2 separate regions of the Mus musculus genome follow, and region 2 is linked to region 1. The links are chromatin contacts, found by Hi-C in ENCODE. All regions are on one chromosome and are shown on one strand. Each heading gives the region's core, a stretch centred on a gene start or an enhancer-like site at or near the end of the contact. The rest is flanking DNA. Distances are from core to core; before and after follow the strand shown. Region 1 holds the start of Ndufa5 (NADH:ubiquinone oxidoreductase subunit A5). Region 2 holds the start of Pot1a (protection of telomeres 1A).

Region 1 (2,981 bases), core at 286-2,785:
AGCATGGATGCTTACACTGACTGTTCCTTCAGGATGCAGCATCCTTTAGCTGGTTCTGTGTAACAACAGTTCTTTACTCGGTCTCACATTTCCACATAAATACCACCCTCTCAGAGACAGGCTGTGCCCTGCTCATTCCTTTTGAAAATGGTCACACTGGACAATTTTACTCATTAATTTTGTTGAACCTCTTTCTGAACAAATGGTATGAGAGAAAATCTCCAAGTGGTTAACTTAATGACTCAAACAGGCCTAGTTAGGTTTTGGAGAGGGGTGTAAACTGTCTGGTTTGGCATTGTTATCACTTCTGGTACAAGCCAGGAATGATAAGTTATGTCCCTTCGGGCAAATGTCCTCACCATTACCTGGGCACCAAGACACTCTCTTTCAGTTGTTTCTCCTAGTTTTGTTTGTTTGTTTGTTTTTGTTGTTGTTTTGTTTTCCTCTGTTGAATCAGAACCCTGGATTTCATTAACTACCTAATTTTGTTAAGATGGAACCTCTCACGATAAAGCCTCTAACCACTGAGAAGCAGAACCACAGGCTCCAGCTCAGGTTGGAGGTTAGAGGGCCTGAAGAGCAAATTCTGTAAGATGTAGTAGGTCGAGAGCTTGGCTCTAGTTCTCCTGCCTCAAACTCCTCTCTGGCATTTTCAAACTTTCCTAAAATCCGCCTTTCCTAGAACTGGGACATTTACTCCTCTGGGTCGGCCATACAGTGCACTTCTACCACCTGCGAACCCAGAACATTCTATTCTTGCAATGTTTGTTAATGCATTCCTAGATCCCCTTCTGATATCACAGATGCCACGGGATGTGTCCCTTTATAGCGAATTCTACTGTCTCTAGCTTAGAATACCACTAGCAAGCTTTCATTCAGTGTGGCCCTCTACAACAGGTTGGTTCAGAAATCTACTTATTTTTGTACCGCATGGAAGCAATCCGTTTTGTAGTACCTCATAGCCTGGATCAGTCAAGTCTGTCTACTCTCGATGTCTTTAGCAAATACTGCCATGCAGACGCTTGAATCCAAAGTTACAAAGAACACATGCATCTTTTATAAAGCCATGATTCCACATTCTAGAACACACTCAACAATGACAGATGTTCTTGGGATCTGGAGGGACAGAGAACAGGGACTATGACCTCATAAACACCCACTGGAACAAAGACTACGACTTCATAACCTTTCATTCATCAGTCTCCTCAAGAGAAAACGGATGCATCAGATGGTTAATTCCACTTTATAATTTCCACTTATGAGTATGCATTCACACACGTGGAGGGAAAGCATTCTTCATGGTGCTCAGGCCTGCTTCCACCCTCATTTCCATAACCTGAGGAAGTCCGGGTAAAATAGCAGTCGAAGGCTGAGCAAAATCAAAGTCCCTGCAGTGACTACGTTGCAAGTTTTTCCGTAGCGTAGCGCTTTTCTTAACCTTTAGTACTCAGAGACGTCAGTCGGTCTCTACTACACCAAAGCCCTGCGTGGAGCCGCTTGTGTGAGCTGCGCAGGCGCAAATCTACCTCTCCTAGGTGGGCGGGAGCTGCCCCTACCCAGCCCGAGCGGTTGGAGCCAAGAGTGTTCTTAGGTGACTCAGGGGCAGCATCGACGCTCGATTGAGCGGGCTTGGGAAAGGTTCCCAGAGGGCTGTGCGCTGGAGGCGCTGGACGCTGTCATGGCGGGCTTGCTGAAAAAGGTGAGCGTGTGGAGGTCACCGTGATGCTGCGAATGGGGACCGTAGGCAGCCGCGTCTCCCTCATCGGTGGGCAGAGACGCTAAGAGGAGGGGTTGGGGGAGTGTTCCGCTGTCCTGGCAGGGGGCGACAGGGTGCGTAGTTGTGTCGGGAGGGTCGGCTAACCAGGGGATTACGGTAAACATCACGGTCCTGTTTTGTCTCTGCACAGACAACTGGCCTGGTGGGGTTGGCGGTGTGCGACACTCCACACGAGGTAAGTGCGACTTTTTGTGTCGTCCTTCTCAAGCAAGACTGTGATCGACCGAACTTGCCCTTGCAAGATTAACGAGACCCCCGTGAGCTCTGGCCTCCGGGGCAGCGCTGAGCTTCGCTGACCCCGTGGCATCCTTTTTGCAATGCCTCCTTTTGCCTTCGCCGTGACCTCTTAATTAAGACGCGTTTCTTCACGGCATTCTCTTAGCGTCAGTGGTGTGGAGTATTCTCAGCTCCCTTCAGAGTCGCATTTTCATTTTCCATCCTTTCCCTACCGACATTTCTGCCTTGCCTTTCGCACACTGGCTGACCCTGTCGTCCTCATGGTTGCCTCCTTCGGTATCCATTGGGGAAACATAAACAACAACCAAGACCAAACAAACCTAAACAAAACCACTGTGATTTATCCCCCCTTTCAGCAATTGCACCATTTCTTTCCTTCCCGTCTACACACATAACTCGAAAGCGTTGTCAGTGCTCACTGTCTCTTACTCCTTGAGTACACTTAAGCGAGGCCCAAACTTTTTTTTTTTAAGGAGTTACCAGTGATGCTAAATTTGCTAGTCAGTTCACATTTCTCGTAATTGTACCGAAAGTGGCATTGAAAATATCCTTACGTTTATTTATTTGTGTGCATGCCAGTGTTTGTCCGTCAGAAAACAACTTTCTGAAGTTGGCTCTCTCCTTGCACCTTGTAGATCCTGGGGATCTTTCAGGTCACGGGGCTGTTGGCAGGCACCTTTGCCCTCTGTGCCCTCACATTGACCCAAGTGAAGCATTTTTGACACTCTTGATAATCTGCATTAAGTACTTTGTTTACTGGATGTCAGAGCTTCGAAGTTTCTTAGTTTGGGATTTTTGTTTGTTTGTTTTATTGTTTATTGTTTCTTTCCCCCTAATTATTTGCCTTTTCCAGTTGTTCCTTCATTTCCCCATGTTGTAGTATTGAAGACCTAGCTCTTAGACAGGTTTTAGGTTTAGGTTGGCTCTCATGGGGTACAGACAACAGTTAACGTTTATATTTCCATAT
Region 2 (2,981 bases), core at 289-2,788, 1.3 Mb before region 1:
ATAAAACCACAGTGCTTTTGGACTTAGTAAAAAACTTCTTGAGACTAAGTATCTCCTTTTGGCTTAGCAACACAGAGTATTCCTGTTTTAGTTAAGGAACATTTCCATGTAATCAGCTGGGGGTTTGGGAAGGATGGAAAGGCTGATGTTAAAGGTAAGAAAAGAAACATGTTTTTCCCTGGAGTATTGTTCATCCAATGAATATTTAGCTCCTAAAGCTAGCAGCCATTATATACAGTCTTGGCTGTAAAATAGAACCGTTATCCCTGCTCCTAGTAAACTTCAAATGTAGAAGAATGTGTTTAAATACTGAGAGAAAGTAATGAGGAGAACATGACCATGCACTAGGAGGATAGACGGGATTTGACTGTGGTGGAAGTGAATGTGGCACCAACTGGGTATAGGCTTTGTCTGAAGTCAGACACAGATCAGATGGGGGATTAATTCTGAAGCGAAAGCAACGCTTTGTGAAAAACACAAGTACAGCAGCTTATTTAACAGACCGGGAATTCGTAAAACAACAATTGTGCATTTCACTCAGAAAAAGGGTTGTTCTTCCTGGGAAAGGGGGACTTTGTTCACAAGCCACTTGAAATAAGCTTCAAAGTATGCTTATGTTTGTTCCTCCCACTCCCGAAGAATGTTAACCCGTTATTATAATGAAGCTATCACCAGCAATAACGGTTCTCTTGACCAGTATGTCACCAGTTTGGTTGATGGTTCTTGTTAATTTCTCTGATTCCCTGCTTGCTTATTGCCAAAGTTGCTGCCTCCAGGACCTCAGCTGGAGTTAGAAGAATCTTCCGGTTCCCTGCTCTCAACCAAAGTGCACAGGATCCAAAATCCATACAGTGGCTAAACTTAGCGGATAAATAGTATTTCACAACTGTGTGAAGTGACTAACAGTATGGATCTGGGCCTTATTATACTCCTCTAATGGGCAGTCCTTGAATTCCACTTTAGTTGTTATTCCTGGTTCACTTATATTTTATGAACACGGGGAGTGGGGAAAGAGAAGAAAGCTTTAGAAAATAATGGCAAGGTTCTTCAGTTTACCTGAAAATACCCCAGATGTCACCAAAGTGCTATAAAACAAATAACATCATCACCATCATGTATTTATAGCCTTGGAAAAGTCGTATTTGAATGTTTAACTTAGAATAAAAGCTTTAGCGTCAGGGGCTTCCAGTCGACAGAATGGAATCTGGAACCAGCCTGGTTTAGAATAGAGTTCTCACTTGCTACAGGATTTAAGACTCTTATTTTGGATTGTGTGGCTAGCCTTTAATGGCTGATCCTAAACTGGTCCGGCTCGCCCTGCAGGCTGGGGATTGTCTCCTTTGGGCAACCGGAAATCCGCGTGAGCCAAGGAGCGGAGGGGCAAGCAGCCTTGGTGGCTGAGACACAGCTTGCTGTGGCTCCGCCCTCTTCTTCCTCTTCTTGTTTACCCGGGAGTTCCCGGCCAGCCACACTGCAATTCTAGCGGAGTACGCATGCGTGAACTAAGCTGCTCGCGCCCGCGCGCGTGCATGACGTCACAGGCGCCTAGGTCCAGACTTTAGTTGTCCGCGGGTTTTGCTGGTGAGTGAATTTGGGGAGGTTTGGGTTTCGCTGCGGGCCGACCCTGGGTAAATATAACGAGGACTCTTCACTGCAAAATTTGGTGCAGATTTGCAGAAATGCTGTTACACGTACTGTTAGTGTTGACCGATCCCTATCGGGAAGAGACGTGAACAGATCCAAGTCCTCCCTCATGCTGCTGAGTGTTTTGGGGACGGTTGGTCTCTATTCGTTAAGCAGCGATGCTATTGAGTAGCCCAGGCAAGGAGTTTGAGAAGTTTCAACCTAGAGTTCACAGATTAACATCAATTGCAAGTTTCTCTTAGGATATTTACGAGTTTGAGGGAGGAGGCAACCAATGCCAGTTTTGAAATCAGGAAGCTTTTTGGTACAGTGTGCGTACACAATATTTTCATTGACAAAGGGGTTAAAGAATAAAACCCGTGCTTATCTCCCGCCCCCACGTCCAACATTTTAAGATACCAAGGTGAAGTTGGTGAAATTGTAACATCTAAAATCTTAGAAGTTTTTTAAATACAAAAGCTAAGTGGAAATCCAGCTAAGAAGGTTGTTAACTCAGAAAACATTTTCCTCCGAGAAGGAATACCCATACTTTATATTTCGTATCTTTGTAAGAGATTGGTTTTTATTTTTACAGTTACAACTGAGACTGAATATATCAGTTTACAGTTTTCCAGCAGTCACATAACGAGCATATTATTTTATGATACAATGGAAAACGTTTCTAAGGTCCAAGATAAATATATCTGACCATTATTAATTCCAATTAGTAATGTGTAGCAGTATGATATGTGAACATGAGATAGCTTTTTGGTTTCATATGTTAGATTAAGAAATTAAAACTGAGACTTTCAGTGTGACACAGTGTATTTAACCTTTTTGACAGTCGTGTATGCTGAAGAATTTGGATGCTGTTGTAAAACTGTTAATTTCATACTAGATGTTAGCAGGAGAAAGACATATAGAGGAACCTCCTCTGCCTCCTGTACAAAGAATATATAGGATATAGAAAGCTTAAAGGGAGAAAATCCAATTAGGTAAGGACAGCAATGAATGTAAGAGTTGATAAAGATTTGAATTAGTGATAGAAAGGTTAGGAAAAAATAGTCATTTAATGCTAAGTGAACAGTACAATTTAGTATTTTTTTTCTGTTGTATGGCATTTTGGTGTTGTGTGTATGTTAGTTTGTTTAATTATCACAAAGACTTGTGACATTGATGCTTTATAGCTTACCTATATAGACAAAGGTGCTGTATTTCAGAAAGGTTAAGTAATTTTCCTGAGATCAGATAGCTAATAGATGGCAGAGATGGTATTTGAATTTAGACAGCCTGTTTCAGACATGATGAGATAAAATGCAGAACAATTAGAATAGAGGGTCAGTGAGTTCAGGAAACTT

Evidence for each region. A loop is a pair of places that touch in the nucleus more often than their neighbours do.
Region 2: a loop to region 1 is called in a map of regulatory T cell, with 8 times the contacts of the local background. The contact joins the promoter of Pot1a here to the promoter of Ndufa5 in region 1. A Hi-C loop is called at or near these places in 3 of 37 maps with a recorded cell type or tissue (T-helper 17 cell, regulatory T cell and v-Abl transformed pro-B cells).

What each region holds. Positions count from the first base shown.
Region 1 is chr6:24,526,244-24,529,224 of GRCm38, reverse strand. It overlaps Ndufa5 (NADH:ubiquinone oxidoreductase subunit A5), which reads left to right and starts at 1,535. Exons shown (of 5, transcript NM_026614.3): 1 at 1,535-1,699; 2 at 1,908-1,952. The coding sequence starts at 1,679. It overlaps Asb15 (ankyrin repeat and SOCS box-containing 15), which reads right to left and starts at 1,081. Exons shown (of 10, transcript NM_080847.3): 1 at 956-1,081.
Region 2 is chr6:25,807,775-25,810,755 of GRCm38, reverse strand. Pot1a (protection of telomeres 1A) reads left to right here and starts at 1,538. Exons shown (of 18, transcript NM_133931.5): 1 at 1,538-1,581.